Linked DNA regions of Homo sapiens: region 2 is linked to region 1. A link is a contact called in ENCODE Hi-C data. All regions are on one chromosome and are shown on one strand. Each heading gives the region's core, a stretch centred on a gene start or an enhancer-like site at or near the end of the contact. The rest is flanking DNA. Distances are from core to core; before and after follow the strand shown.

Region 1 (3,704 bases), core at 850-3,349:
CAATTTTTTTTTTTTTTTTTGAGATGGAGTCTCACTCTGTCGCCCAGGCTGGAGTGCAGTGGCGTGATCTGGGCTCACTGCAAGCTCTGCCTCCCGGGTTCACACCATTCTCCTGCCTCAACCTCCCGAGTAGCTGGGACTACAGGCACCTGCCACTACACCCGGCTAATTTTTTTTTTTTTTTTTTTTTTTTTAGTAGAGACGGGGTTTCACCGTGTTAGCCAGGATGGTCTTGATCTCCTGACCTCCTGATCTGCCCGCCTCGGCCTCCCAAAGTGCTGGCATTACAGGCAAGAACCACCGCGCCTGGCCGCCAATGTTTTTAAAAATGCCATTTATTTATGTAAAAGTTTGTTTGTCTTAATCATGACCCAAACAAGGTCCACAAATTGCATTTGGCTAATGTGTCTCTCAAGGTCCCCCCACCCTCTTTTTTTTAAAGACATGGGGGGTCTAGCTGTGTTGCCCAGCCTGGAGTGCAGTGGCTATTCACAGCTGTGATCATAGCTCACTACAGCCTTGAACTCTGGCCTTAAGCAATCCTCCCACTTCAGCCTCTGAACATTTATTTTTGAAAAAAGAAATTGGGTCATTTGGTTTGTAGAATTTCCCACATTCTGGATTTGGCAGATTACTTCCTGGTGGTGTAATCTAATGGGTTCATTTGGCCCCTGTATTTCCTTTAGCCTGTGATTAGTGTTATAAGCTTAACTGGTTCTAGTTTCCCTTTCTTTGTTAGTCAGAGAGAATACTTTAGAGGTGAGGCTGCAAACAATCCACGGTGCCATATTAGTGTGTTTATGGAATCAGGCTGTCCCAGTTTCGATTATGTCAAAGTTGTTCACCTGATCATATCTGAAGATATTACAATATTCTTAATAATAATAACCATTTACCGCATACTTATTGTATACCAGGCATTTTGCTGGCTGTGTCCTATATAATTCCTCAAACCACATCTCCGTGTATTAACCACACTCATAGATTTGTGAAAATGTACCAGAATTGACTGGTTGGAAGGCTCTATGTGGATTATTACTCTGAGCATGTTTACTTCTTGAAATATGAAATAATGGCTCCTGCTTTTAATATACAGGCTTATTTTGAGGATTTTTTGAACGGATGTGAGAGCACTTAGAAAACTGGAACGCGCCGCGCTACACCATTAAAATTAGTAACATCAGTGAGAAAAAAGCAAGTGCATAATAAATATTATAGTTATCCTGATTGTCTCCTTTATTCATCACACACTTCCTAAGCACATCTCTGGAGGGCACTTTCCAAGGCTCCGGGGGAGGAGAGGAAAGAGGCGCAGCCAGGCCTGGTGGGTCCCGGAGGGGCAGCGCGGCGCGGGAGGGGAACGGGGAGGCACGGCCTGGCTGCCACCGCGCGCGGAACCCGGGAGCGGCTCCGGGGCTGTCAGCTGCCCGCCTGGCTCCTCCAAGGCCTGGAGCTCGGACGCGGGCTCTGGGGGCTTCTGGGGCGCGGAAGCGGGCTCGCGGGGAGCAGTGGCCGCCCCCGGCCGCCGCGGTGGCTGTGCTCAGAAGCCGGCCCTGGCGTCAGGAGGCCGGGCGCGCGGCGCGGGGCGCGAGTTCCCCTGCCCGCCTGTGCGCCCCGCAACGGGCCTTTCCTGGGCCCTAACGACAGCTCGCCCGTGCTTCGCCCTCGCAGCTCTCCTGTGTCCCCAAAATGCCTTTCCCGCGTCCCCCGCCCTTCAGCGGTGACTGCCCAGGGGACTCTGTAACGCGACACTCAGACTGCCGAGCCTGCCAGGCACTTCGCGGAGGGCGCTAGGGGCCGGGACGCGGCCGCCGAGCGTAGGTTCCGGCCTTTACTCCGAGTTGCGCACGGAGCCCCAGCTGCGGTTGTCCGCTCTGGGGATCACAGGCCGCGGAGACCCGGGAGCCACCCGCCGGGCCCCTTCAGACGACCCGCTTCCGCAAACCGGCCGTGGGACTCCGGCGCCGGGCGGACGAAGCGGCTCCGGGAAGACTCGGTCTTCCCCGCCCGCCTGAGGTCGCCGGGGCGGGGCTTCAGTGACAGGCCCGCGCGCTACCGCGGAAACAGGAAGTTGGCTGGGTGCGCGCCGGCTCCGGCTGCAGTTCCCGGGTCCCTCGGCCACCGAAGCCACCCTGCCCTGGTGAAAGGGCTCCCGCACCGCCCGGTGCTCCCCATCTGCCTGGCGTTGTGCGCAGAGCTGGAAAGCATGGCTGTTGTATGTATTCTTGCGCCCGTGTGACAACATTTAAACTTCTAAAAACGGAACCTCCTTCCGTGTTAGGATTGCAAGTTAACCTAGGAAAAACAGCATTCTGCAAATTATTTGCTGGAAAATCTCGGTGACTTAAGGCCCATGTATTACTTTGCAGGGGTCTCTCACTCTAGTTTGCTGGTGTAGATTTTTTAAAAAATCCATCTTATCAAAAAATACCGTTTAAGGTGGAAAATTTCAAATGCAAGTCGCAGTTGATGAGATTGCAATTAATATATTTAAGATAGTGAATTAGAGAAAAACTACAGGTCAGTGCATATTAAGTATTTTTTTCATATTTTGGGGGGATTAGATTTTTAACGATAACTTTGAAGTTAAAAATTAAAAGATAGGCTGGGTGCCGTTGCTTAGGCCTGTAATTCCAGCACTCTGGGACGCTGAAGTGGGAGGATGGCTTGATCCCAGAGATGCGAGACCAGCCTGGGCAACATAGCAAGTCCCCCGCCCCCACCATAACAACAAAAGTACCAAAAAAAAAAAAAAAAAAAGCCAGGTGTAGTGGCACGCACCTGAAGTCCCTGCTACTCGAGAAGTTGTGGGGGAAAGGATCGCTTCAGCGCAGGAGTTTGGGGCTGCAGCGAGCTGTGACGCAGCCTGCGGTTGACAAAAAGTCAAAACTCTATAAAATATTTGAAGGGATTAATTCTGAGCCAAATATGAGTGACCATGGCTGGTGACACAGCCATTTGGAGACCCTGAGAACGCGTACGCAAGGTGGTCGGGGCCCAGTGTGGTTTTATGCATTTTAGGGGAGCCATGAGTCATCAGTCAAATACATGTAAGATTAAGATGTACATTGGTTCGGTCCATAAAGGTATGACAGCTGAGGAGGTGGGTGGGTCGGGGGTTTCCGGGTTATAGGTAGATTGAAAATTTTCTGATTGGCATTTGGTTGAAAGATTTATTATCAATGGAAAGGAATGTTTGGGTTACAATAAGAGGCTGTGGAGACTGAAGTTTTATCATGCAGATGAAGCCTCCAGGTAAGTTAAGTGTCCAGCATGTTAAATGCTGGTCTGCTTTTCCTGAATTCTAAAAGGGAGGAGGATGAAATGTGTCAAGTTCCACCCCCACTTCCCATCATGGCCTAAACAAGTTTTGCTTAAAACAACCTAAAACAAGGTTAACTCTGGAATGCCCTTGGTGGGGTCCATGCAGATGGTTGAGGGGTCTTAGGATTTCATTTTTGATTTACAATGGGCGGTGGAGTGAGACCCTATCTCTAAAAATAAATAAATAAATAAATACAAATTGAAAAGTTCAAAGATAAATTTTTTTTTTTTTTTTTTGAGACGGAGTTTCGCTCTTGTTGCCCAGGCTGGAGTGCAATGGCGCGATCTCGGCTCACTACAACCTCCGCCTCCCGCATTCAAGCGATTCTCCTGCCTCAGCCTCCCGAGTAGCTGGGATTACAGGCATGTGCCACTACCCT
Region 2 (3,294 bases), core at 299-2,798, 1.1 Mb before region 1:
AATTATGCAAAGGTCATTCATGCAACATTCATTATCAAACACAAACCATGAAGAACCCTCTACTTGGCACCAAGAATGCAAAGATAAATAAGGCAGCTCCCCTCAGGGAGCTGACAATCCCTGTCAACTACGATAGTGTTAAGTGCTTCAACAGAGCTTTGCTAAGGGTGCAAAGGTAACAAAACCCACGGGAAGATTCCTCAAGATGTAACCTAATACCTAGTCTCTTCTCCAGAAAAGATTACACTTGTAAACCATTCATGGACATAACACATTCCTAAAGGAAATTTCCTTTAATTTCTCACATTATTGCATTACCCACCCCTCCTCCATCATCTCAAGTGAAGACAATATTTTTCTTCTATCCTATTTGAACTGAGTGGCTATATTTGCAATTTCTCTTGCTATTTCCTTAAAGTAGTGACCTCAAATTTCACATCTGGACTCACTAATTACATTCCTAGGTACATAAAAGATTACTGACTATAGTCATTAATCGTAGGTCTATGTATACAATTAAACACATTTAAAAGCACACGCCGTGGAACCCAAAGCCGAGTCAAACTTCCCCAAAACTCATCATTTACTCTTGGCACTTTAAGATATACTTTAAAACTAGGTAGGCATTTGGTATATTATTGTTCAAGGCTTGCCGTTTTTGCCTAGAAAACTGAAATTTGGAGAAAAAGTTGATTTTGGAGCAGTAAAAACGCCAGTCGAATGACCTCAAAATAGTAAGAGCAAATGGAAATATGGTCATATAAACAGCTGTTCTCCAAACGACTGACTTGAAGAGGTCCTCATGTTTTACTAAACAAACTCTGAAAGTAACAGCAAAGTAAAAGTAGAGTGTATTAACATTCGTCTCATTTCACGTTCTGTTGATAATGAAATCATAGGCAAGGAATGTAGGTAAACTATTAGGAATAAATGAACGCAACCTAGCAGAAACCAAATCAAGTGAGTAAACGGAAGACAAGGGCATTAAGTTAAGTTAACAAGGTTACTTCCTGGGTCAGAATTTTAAACAAAAAGGAGGAACAGAACCGCCCATCACAGGGCACATAAAGGAAACATCACCGGTCACTTCACAAGCACACTGCAAGAAACTCCAGAGGGTAGCACGGAGAGGGCCTGTCCCTCAAGAGGTGGAAGTCCCCAGACAAGAGGGGAGGAAAGAAGGACGTGATCCCCTAACAGTCTGTCTCATCACGCCCGGCCAAAGCCCGATGACACAGAGGCGTGCAATTAATCCCAACCAGGCGGAGCTCAGCTCAGAGGCTGCGCCAGGCGCAGAGGCGCGGGAAGCGCGGCAGTCCCCTTGCTCGCGCCCTGAGGCCGCCCCACAGCCTGCGCCCCCACCCGGCCCAACCGTCACTGTCCCGTCGGTCCGGCAGCCGAAACGTAGGCCAAAGGTGCATGCGTCTGCCTCCCGCCTAGGCGCAGGCCGAGGCACCAGCGTCCCCCCTCACCGAGCCCGCGTCCCCGACTTCGGAGGGCAGTGTGCAGCGGGAAAGTCCACGGACTGAAGAGGTGTCCCAGGGCACTGCAAGTGCGCGTGCGCGTGGCCCCCGCACCGGCTGGAGCCCGGAACGGCCGTACCGCGCCCGCCTCTGGTTTACGTCTGTTCGCGGCACCAGGCAAGGGGAGGAGACTGAGCTGGCTTTTGATTGGACAGCGGGAAGACATGGGGCGGGAAGAAGCCCGGTGATTGGTGGGGACAGCGCGTTCCTGGATTTGAAGCGAGGAAGCCGCGCGCCCTGCGAGTCCGGAGGAGGAAATGGAGCTCTGCGCTGCGTGGGACCCGGGGGACGGCTCCCGTTGGCGCCGCCTTCAAGGTCTTGGCGAATTTGAAAATAATGCTTACTTTATTCAGTTTGGGTCTCCAGGGCACCGCCAGTCACTCTATGCGCAAAGAAGTATCCCCCGCCAACAAATCCCCCCCGATAGGTTTCGTCCTTCCGTGGGCAGATGCAGACCTTTCCTGTTGGTAGGCGCTGAAAGGCGTCAGGTTTCACCTTCAATCAGCTAATTCCTCGGGATCCAAGTTTCATGACATTTCGCCACATCTAGTCGCCTCTTTGTGACAGAGTAGGCTTTGTCTCGATTGCTTCCTACTTTTCTCCATCCTTCTTAGGCCACAAAACCCATCACCGCCATCTGCTCGGCACAGGCCCTTAACTACTTCACTGAGACCATGCCTTTCACTCAAAATGTATCTCAGTCTTTTTCAGTAAGGTCCCTTATCTCAAAATTTATTCCATATAGTCACAGAGGGAAAAGAGTCCCTCTTTTCCAAAGCTAACTCCTTAACTTCGTTCAAGTTACTGAAAGATGTCCGGCGCACCTTGGAGGAAAGAAGAGGGAAAACGCAAAGTTTAGAAGTCCCTAGACCTGAGGTTACTTGGTGGGGAAAGACGTCTGTTTACTTGACCACTTTCTACCTCCTGCAAACATGGCTCACCTGTCATTCTTGGATATCCTCTCCACTGGTTTCCTTCTCTCTGCCTACAAAAATGCAGCACCTCTCTACCCAAACACACACACCACACACCCATACACCACACACACCACTCACACCACAAACCACACACACCCACATATGCACCACACACACGTGTGTGACACGTATACACACATCCATACACAACACACACCCACATACACATCACCCACACACCACACACACCCTCCACACACAAACACCACTCAAACCACACACCCACACACACCCCTTCCTTGATTCTGTTTCATCACCTAATGACCATTCTTGTTTCCTTCCCTTAATGGTCTCCACTTTTTTTTCCATAGAGGAAGCCAGGCTTCCACTTTTTACACCTTATTTTGACGCATTTCATGGTGTCTAGCTGGGTCCTTAAAACTTTATCAGGAATAGACTCCTAATTGTCAAACTCAGTGATATCTCCACAGTTCGACACCTCTTCTTGGAACCCTGCAGCCTTGGTATTTGCAAAGAGTAATTACCTTTATTCTACCTTTGTCCACACTCAGTGAGCAAAGATAAATGCAGAAAATCTCAAGATTTTCTGAATCCCAAAAAAGTAAGCCAAATGCTCAGCCCTAGAGCTGACCTCTCTTAACCTCTTTTTCTACAAAGCGGTCACACATTGGAGGTGAACTGCTTAAATGTGTCTACAGGTTCCGGACTGTCACTCACACCAGATCCTTGTTAATAAATGTCCTTCCTCCATAAATATCCTCAAGTCACCACAGCACTCCCCACAACACTCAGTAACCTGATAGGACTCTATTAACAGAGATCTCTGATTCAGA

What was found. A loop is a pair of places that touch in the nucleus more often than their neighbours do. Pooled maps may share reads with other maps.
Region 2: a loop to region 1 is called in a map of CD4-positive, alpha-beta T cell, with 7 times the contacts of the local background. The contact joins the promoter of CEP192 here to the promoter of MPPE1 in region 1. A Hi-C loop is called at or near these places in 2 of 168 maps with a recorded cell type or tissue (CD4-positive, alpha-beta T cell and CD8-positive, alpha-beta T cell) and 7 of 50 pooled maps.

What each region holds. Positions count from the first base shown.
Region 1 is chr18:11,906,712-11,910,415 of GRCh38, reverse strand. MPPE1 (metallophosphoesterase 1) reads left to right here and starts at 2,099. Exons shown (of 11, transcript NM_023075.6): 1 at 2,099-2,215. RefSeq lists a silencer at 1,307-1,706.
Region 2 is chr18:12,989,616-12,992,909 of GRCh38, reverse strand. It overlaps CEP192 (centrosomal protein 192), which reads right to left and starts at 1,548. Exons shown (of 45, transcript NM_032142.4): 1 at 1,473-1,548. RefSeq lists a silencer at 1,287-1,366 and enhancers at 1,847-2,226, 2,617-3,229.